Linked DNA regions of Mus musculus: regions 1 and 3 are each linked to region 2. The links are chromatin loops, found by intact Hi-C in ENCODE. Cell type or tissue: left cerebral cortex. All regions are shown on one strand.

Evidence for each region. Hi-C counts contacts between places; a loop is a spot of excess contacts. Peaks named below come from ENCODE experiments on the same cell type or tissue, not always from the same donor. Only the 100,000 strongest peaks of a DNase experiment are listed, where the experiment ranks them.
Region 1: it touches region 2 in a loop (5-fold over the local background); 2 of 42 quality-filtered maps call a loop at or near these places.
Region 3: a loop joins it to region 2, with 2.5 times the contacts of the local background. A loop is called at or near these places in 2 of 42 quality-filtered maps.

What each region holds. Positions count from the first base shown.
Region 1 is chr3:131,918,151-131,920,650 of GRCm38, reverse strand. The region is part of intron 1 of Gm29865 (a long non-coding RNA gene); the gene reads right to left. Among named protein-coding and RNA genes, the nearest start is that of Gm29865, 26 kb to the right of the region's middle. In left cerebral cortex, no CTCF peak of the experiment used is centred here; a DNase peak (open chromatin) is centred at 969.
Region 2 is chr3:131,592,157-131,594,656 of GRCm38, reverse strand. All of the region lies in intron 5 of Papss1 (3'-phosphoadenosine 5'-phosphosulfate synthase 1), which reads right to left. Among named protein-coding and RNA genes, the nearest start is that of Gm36917, 5.8 kb to the right of the region's middle. In left cerebral cortex, a CTCF peak has its summit at 1,317; DNase peaks (open chromatin) are centred at 120, 1,051 and 1,282.
Region 3 is chr3:131,807,320-131,809,819 of GRCm38, reverse strand. No RefSeq gene overlaps it. Among named protein-coding and RNA genes, the nearest start is that of Gm29865, 85 kb to the left of the region's middle. In left cerebral cortex, no CTCF peak of the experiment used is centred here; a DNase peak (open chromatin) is centred at 1,442.

The DNA.
Region 1 (2,500 bases), 330 kb before region 2:
TGTGTGAGAGAGAGAGAGAGAGAGAGAGAGAGAGAGAGAGATACATATATTACAATAAGCTATGGTAAGAAATATCAGAAAGTGTGTGTAAGGAAGCCATCCTCTTTAACAACCTTGTTTCATTCCAAGTTCACTTGTTAGCATTTCTGCCCGGCTTACACGCTCTGCTTGTTTAGTAGATCTACAACACGGAGACCTTCTGTTTGCTATATAATTTAATACAACCGTAAAACCATACAGCATACACCAGCCTGGTTTGTAGCACAATATAGTACATGAAAAATGGATTTGCACCACTATATAGTATCCTGCAGAGGTGAGAAAAAGGGAATGTTGCTTTTAGGAGGAGATTGGGAAAGGGTTTCCGCAAACCTGCTTCATTAATTCCTTCTCTGTTTTAGTATTCTTCTAGCAATACACATTAACTCCCTCTATTTATGAGGTGCTTTCAGCAGCTCCTTGATACGCAGTTATGAGCAGCTCCTTTCAACTGCAAGCCGAAAGCTCATTCTGACTGCAAGCACACGTACTAAAACAAATCTTCTCACCCCTCCAAACTTCAGTCTAAAATCCAAACCTCAGCGGGCCTGTCATCTTCTTGCTACCCGGCCCGTGGAGTTACTATACATTTGCTTTCGCTCCCTGTCTCTGAACCTATTTCTGCCTTTTCATCTCCATTTAATTGGTGCCTCGTATCAGAGCAGCAGTTGAAATGTGATTACACCTCAAGCTTGCTGGGGAATTCCGGAGCTTGCCAGGAGCAAAGAAACTCCGCAACAACGTTGTAGAGAAACACAAACCCAAGGCAGCCAGGCCAGCACTGGGCAGCACAGATCAGGGAGAGTGCCAGAACAAGGCCTCCGTGTCAGTCTAGCAGCTGAGGAGCTCGCTAGAACCCCATGGCCTGAGAAGAGACCACAGCAGAGGGCCAGCAGCCAACCTGGAGCTGCAGAAGAGCGGGGAAGGAACAAGCTCGCTTTCCCAGCTGACCAAACGGGATCAGATCAAAGAGACCGATGGAATCGTTTCATCTGGCACAGGAGACCCTTCAGAACCAGAGCCAGGGCTGCCACAGCTGATGCCAAGGGCCGGCTAAAAAGCCCTCCCGTGGGCGATCCACAGGCAATCCATCCTCGGGGCTGAATAAAGAGGTGGTTTTAGAGACAGCTCTGCCACCCGGCATTGAAATAACCACAGCTACCACAGTAAAGTGTCAAAGCGGCTGAATGGCTAATAGTTACCCATCACCGACACCCAGCCACAAATCGGAATCACAGCCCTGTTCACGAAAGAGCAGCAGATAAAGAAGAAATGAAAGCAGGATGTGCGTGTATGATTTCTTTAATAATTAAATGAGAAATGGCCCAGCCTAAGGCCTATCAATGGGGATTTTCTTTTTAAAGTGAACCCCATCCTGAAAGGTGCTTGTGTTAAGAAAAGTACCCATCCTTACCTCCTTTTGTGTTTTGTTTGCTCATCTGAGGAAACAGAACATAAAATACAGCAATGGACGCATCTAAAACACACTTCCTACTCCGGCAGCTCGGGGAAGATCAAGGAAGAGAAGGTAGAGAAGTTGTAAGCGCTTGAGGGGCGGTGCACCTCTTGTTAAGATAGTGTCGTCTAGACAGGACAGTGAAGCCGTACTCCCGAAATCTCAACCACAGAGTTGTCTAAAGAAGACCTACACAGTGACACCACCAGCCAGCATGCCGATGTGGATAGGGAACATTTCAAGAGATTCACCCCTAAATAAAGAGCTATAGACAGTCAGTTTCTTTTTCCCAGAGAAAATTCCCCATAATAAGTTGTCCAGTCCCTAGTGTTCAACCATAAATGCATGGACAAAGAAGCAACATTAAATCCAGTAGTTTATTTTTATATTTTTTTAATTTTTCCACTTTTCCTTTTATTGAAAATGTGTTCTTTTCCCTTACCTGCTTATAGTTTTCCCTCCTTTAATCCTCTCAGTTCCTCCCTGCCTCCCTTTCTCTGTCTTATTAGAAGAGAACAGGCTTCTAAGAGGTAACAACCAAACATGGCAAAATAAAATATAATAAGATAAAGCAAAAAACATCATATCAAAGCTGGACATGGCAACCCAACAAGAGGAAGAGTCCCAGGAGCAAGCACAAGAGTCAGAGACCCACTCATTCTCACAGTCAGGAGCCCCATAGAAATTCTAATCTAAAAGCTACAATAAACATGCAGAGGACCTGGTGCAGACCCACACAGCAGGCCCTGTGCTTGCTGCTTCAGTCTCTGTGAGCTCACATGTGCCTTGCTTAGTTGAATGAGAAATGATGGAACACTTCACAGATTCGCCTGCCACCCTTGCACAGCGGCCTTGCTAATCTGTCATCCAGTATTAGTGCACGTGCTGCCAAAGCAGGCATAGTTGTTTAAATTTTAATTAATGAGGGTTTACAGTTTTCACTTCATTATAATATCTACATTCCCCCCTCCTTTTCTCTTTTCCCACAGCTCCTCATGCTGCACA
Region 2 (2,500 bases):
CAGACACAGGGCTGGAGAGCCGGCTCGGCGGCTCAGAGCCCTGGCTGCTCTTCCACAGGATCTGGATTCAATCCGCAGCATCCACATGGCGGGTCACAGCCATCTGTAGCTGCAGTTTCAGGGGATCCGATGCCGCCTTCTGGTCTCTGCAGGCACGAGGCACACACATGGTGCACAGACAGAGTTGCAGACAAAACACCCATACACATATTTTTTTTTTTTTATTTTAAATGCAGACACAGCCAGTTTCTACCACATTCTAATCCAAACCTCTGTCTCTAAAACCAGCACTAAACACCCAAAAGGACTGATACTCGCTCGAAGTGAGACTGGCTACCTAAGGGACAGAACGTGGAGTCCCTGCCACATGAATTGACTGTTTTATTTAGGATTCCTTAGGATTTCCACAGACTCACCTAGCTATCAGAAACACCATGTCTCTCTTATCGTTCACATAATCCATTGTATTTCAGCAAATTTCCTTTCAAACAAACAAACAAACAAACAGATGGCTAGCCAGAGAAAGTCTTCACCTAGACACCTCACCCATCTAAGAGGGCCCCATGTTCCAGTGTGAGAGAAATAGGGACTCAGGCTGCCCAAGTGTCCAAGCAGAGCTCAGTGAACAGTTCACACATTTGCCCATCATGATGGTTGCGTTTTATACCTTCAAGTACAGAAAATTACATGCTATGAATTGTAAATACTTATTCAATTTAAAAGATGGACACCCCATTTCTTTTTTAATTGACTAAACACGACCTCAGACTGACGGATGCTACACCCACATCCTTGTTCGGGCAACTGTTTTCTGCTTGGAAACTGGTGGGCACGGCGCTCAATCATCACCCAGAACTAGCGATTCTAGTCCTCTCATTTGACTCTCCCTGTAGAAGCCGGAGCATGTTAACAGACAGTGGTTCCACGCTTCAAGGCTTTTTCTCTATGTATCTGCTGCACTTTCGTCTGGAGCCAGATCTGCCCAGCAGATTGAATGCTGGGGCCCGTCCGTGCACATTTTCATGCAACTATTAAGTTTCTATCGTCTCAACTCCATGCATCCGAAGCACGAGCAAACGACATCCTGGCAGCACTTTAAAACCGAGCTCCAGAGTCTGGTTTTTATGTGCAGTATAAAATCCATTTAGAGCACTAACCCACCATTTTGTAAGAAGACAAACCTTTAAATAATTTATAGCACTAGTAAATCCAGAGTTCCTGGTAGATTTAAAAACAGCATTTAAAATATCACTTTAGATTAAAACCAGCGGCAAGAAGCCTGCTCCCTTGTGTTCTCACAGGCCAAGTTAAAATGCAATACTAGCAGGCCATCTAGTGACCACTCAAGGGGTAGTGGAAAGAAAAGACAAAGCCACCCGCTTACTTGTCTTCTATTGTCTTGAATAAATGCTTGCATTTGAATCAAGTTAAGAAAACAACAGTCCTCGGATAAAGGATGAGACATGTATATTTTTATGTGAGTGACTGTATGGAGCAACCAGACGGGAAGAGAAATTAGAATCTAAAGTACTCACATAAAAAAGACCTCATGGCTGTAATACCCCACTTTTCTTGAAAATGCAAAATAAATATTTATCTTCCCTGGTGACAGTAAATTAAGAATACCAGTTAAAGATGGGTGGTGGTGGCACAAACCTTTAATCCCCGCTCTCTGGAGGCACAGGCTGGAGGATCTCTGAGAGTTCGAGGCCAGCCTGGTCTACAGAATGAGTTCCAGGACAGCCAGAGCTGGACAGCAGAGCTGCACAGAAGAACTCTGTCTCAGAAAACTGAAAATAAAATAAAACAGGTAGAAGCCATTTTAAGGAGAGTCTCCCCAGAACAGTGGTAATTTTAAAAACAAAAACAAAATCTGCCACTACTGTTCCCATGGGCACAGCCTTTTAAGCTCCTTCATTCTCTCAAAAGTCCCAGGAGGTGCTCGCTTCTTCTCTCTACCCAAAGCCACAGCATAGTGCAAAACCCATTATATATTTGGTCTTTGTCCCCAGGTCCTAGCACAGAACTATGAGCTTTGAATCCCCTAAGTGGTAACATCTTTCATATGGAGAAATTCATGGTTGATGTCTCCTGGACAGCTTCAGGATTGGGTTTTGTCAGCAGAACGATTACCTTGTTCGCAGGCTGGTATCTTGCAGCCTCACCTCTAGCCTACTCCACTAGTCACTGCCCAGAGGAAGCCTCCATGAGTACCCCCTAAACGATAGAGTTCAAAGGCTTCTGGGCCGCTCTATATGCAGGGGTGCTAAAACAGAGAGCCAAAAGAAGGCATGGAAACTTGGTTCACTATGCCCCACACTACCCTATACATCCCGTCCATAAAGCTCTTCCTGAATTGATAATAAACCAATTAGCAACAATCAATACTCTCCCGAGTCATTCTGACCAATTACAGAGCATGAAGAGAGGCACCCCAGGTTATATAAGCAGCTGGCAGAGAGTGGGTGACTTCGACAACTGCACTCATGACTCCTCTCTC
Region 3 (2,500 bases), 220 kb before region 2:
AAGGGTAGCTTGTGGGCCAAGAAACCCAAAGACCCTATAGACTCTCACCTGGAAAGCCTCTGACATAGGCCCCGTCGTTCAGGAACAGGAGAAGGGGGCAGATGACTACTCCCCTGCTTTCGGTGCTTGAAAGAAAAGAAAATATAAAAAAAAAAGAAAAGAAAAGAAAAGAAAAAGGAACACTAAATATTTTCCCTGAATGTTTTGCATTCAGTTATACCCGACCATAATGTGCCAAGCCTTTTTTCCCTTAATTCTCCAAACCCATATGTATTCTAAGGGAAATGTAACCCATGTGTCTCTGATTTGCTTACATTTAAATCACTTTAAAATGTTAACTTTTTAAAAGGATGTCCAAGATATCTTTTGTGTCTTCCTCGCGATCCTCCTACAGGATTCTTAAAAATGTGGCATTGTGCAGTGCCAATGGAAACAAAGCCATGCATAACGAAGCAGAACTCGGGACCCAAGAATCCTGGTGTAGATTTTTGTCTCTGCACAACATAATCTGCTCCATCATTGAGAATAAAGCATCGAGTAGAATTCGTACGGTAGATTTGCTAACTTCAACTGCTATCCATCAGAGCTTTGGAATTAAGCCTGGCTTCCTTCAGCTACCTTCTTCAGACTGTCCCAGTGAGATGCCTGAAGTTGCACATGCAAGATAAAACCTTCTTGAGGAGAGATAAGACAAGGGAGGGGATGCAAAACAGCTCGGGTCAGGGAAGAATTGGGCCAGTGATCTTGTCAAAGCCTCTAGGACCATTGTCTTCCATTTATAATGTGACAGTTGGTCTCCCATAGTCTGAAATGAGATGACGGAGGCCTAACCTCCCAAGTTTGAGCGTGTGGACCTAGTACCTAGGAATCAGCACTTGGAAATGAAGACAACCCACTTCCATCAATCCTTTCTTCTTCCATTACAAGTTATCTCCATGGTGGTCTTGGACTATACAGCAAGGGTCACAGTGAACCTACATGTGTAAAACAAATACTTACAAAAGATGGAAGGAAGAAGTTTGCATCCATTATCCCACATGGGGAATAACAAAGCAATGAACCAAAAGCTTGTTGGGTCCATGGATAATTTTAGAAAGAATCAAAACTATAGAGCTCTGCAAAGTCTCCCAGGAAGGAGGCTATGTCCTTCAACGTGAGAGCAGAAAGTGAGCCAGGAAGAAAAGGGAGCATTGGAACCTGCAGGAACAGTGCTCATCTGCTCTGGTTCACGATTTCATGCTCTCAACATCCAATAAATTCAGCCCATCGGTTTAAATGCAGGTGTGGAGATCCTGTCTTTATAAGGCAGGGCATCTTTCCACCTGTCTTCCTTTCCTGGTGGAGGAGGATACAGTGAGCGTCTTCTGAAGGCTGCAGGTTAGCCAAGCCCCTAGCTATCCCAGGAGGAGAAGGCCTGGATGAGCAGCTGCACAGATTGGCAACCATCTGGTCCTAGTCGACTGGATTCTGGCAGCTGATGCAAAGAGGAAGCTGCAGAGACATCCGGGACGCCCTGTCGTAAACCTAGTTTCTGACCCAGACTTGTGACACTGAATTTATTTCGCCAGGAAAAGAAGGTCTTGATTTATTCTCAATTGTGCTGATCACTATCGGGAAAAGCCTCAGATACACTTTAGCATTTTTTGGAGGCGATTTCAGTGATGAACCCTAAAAAGTTGAGCAAATGGTTTGCAATGAGACGAGACAGCACCACGTTTACCAGCGTCATTTAACATAGTTGGAGACGGCCCAGCTAAGGTCCAGCCGAATGTTCAGTCCAGTTCAGTGGGACCTGAGAGAAGAGGATGTTTCATTTGTACTTCACTCTTATTTTACACTTAAATAAATTCAAATTCGCAAGCAGGAAACTGACTTCAACAAAGCAAAATCTGTTTCTCTAAAAAAAAAAAAATAGAGCAAAGAAACTAACAAAAGCTCTCTCTATTCATGGGTGTTCACTCCAACACCCTTTGTGTTTGGAGGATGCGCACTCTTCCCCCAAAATGCCTTCCTCCTCCCTCAGAGCTCTCCCTTCCAGTTGCAAGATCAGTTCTATGGACTCAGTCTATTCCTCAGAGACCAGCGTCTAAACACAGCAAAGGACTCAGCTGAATCACACCTGGCCAGTTTGTGTCCCTACCTTGAGAAATACATTGGTTCTTTAAGCTTGGATGGCTTGGGGTACCACGTGAGACCTCCTCTCAGCACCGTGAGCGTCTCTCCAGATGTATGCTTCTAGTGGATCCTACAGTATATGATCTGTGTCTACTAGTCCTGCCTCATGGTCTAGCCCCAGTGAGTTTTTTAGTTTTTCCCCAGTAGAGTTTTTGACAGTTGTCTATGGAGGTTCTTCAGCCCAAAGAAGCGGTGCAGTATAGTAGGAAATTTCCAGAAGAAACACCAGTATCTCACTCTCATAACGTGTAAACTACTGTATTCAGAAATAGGGGCTTGAAAGAAGTGGGTACATTACAAACAAGTTCCTCAGGTTAGTCCCAAT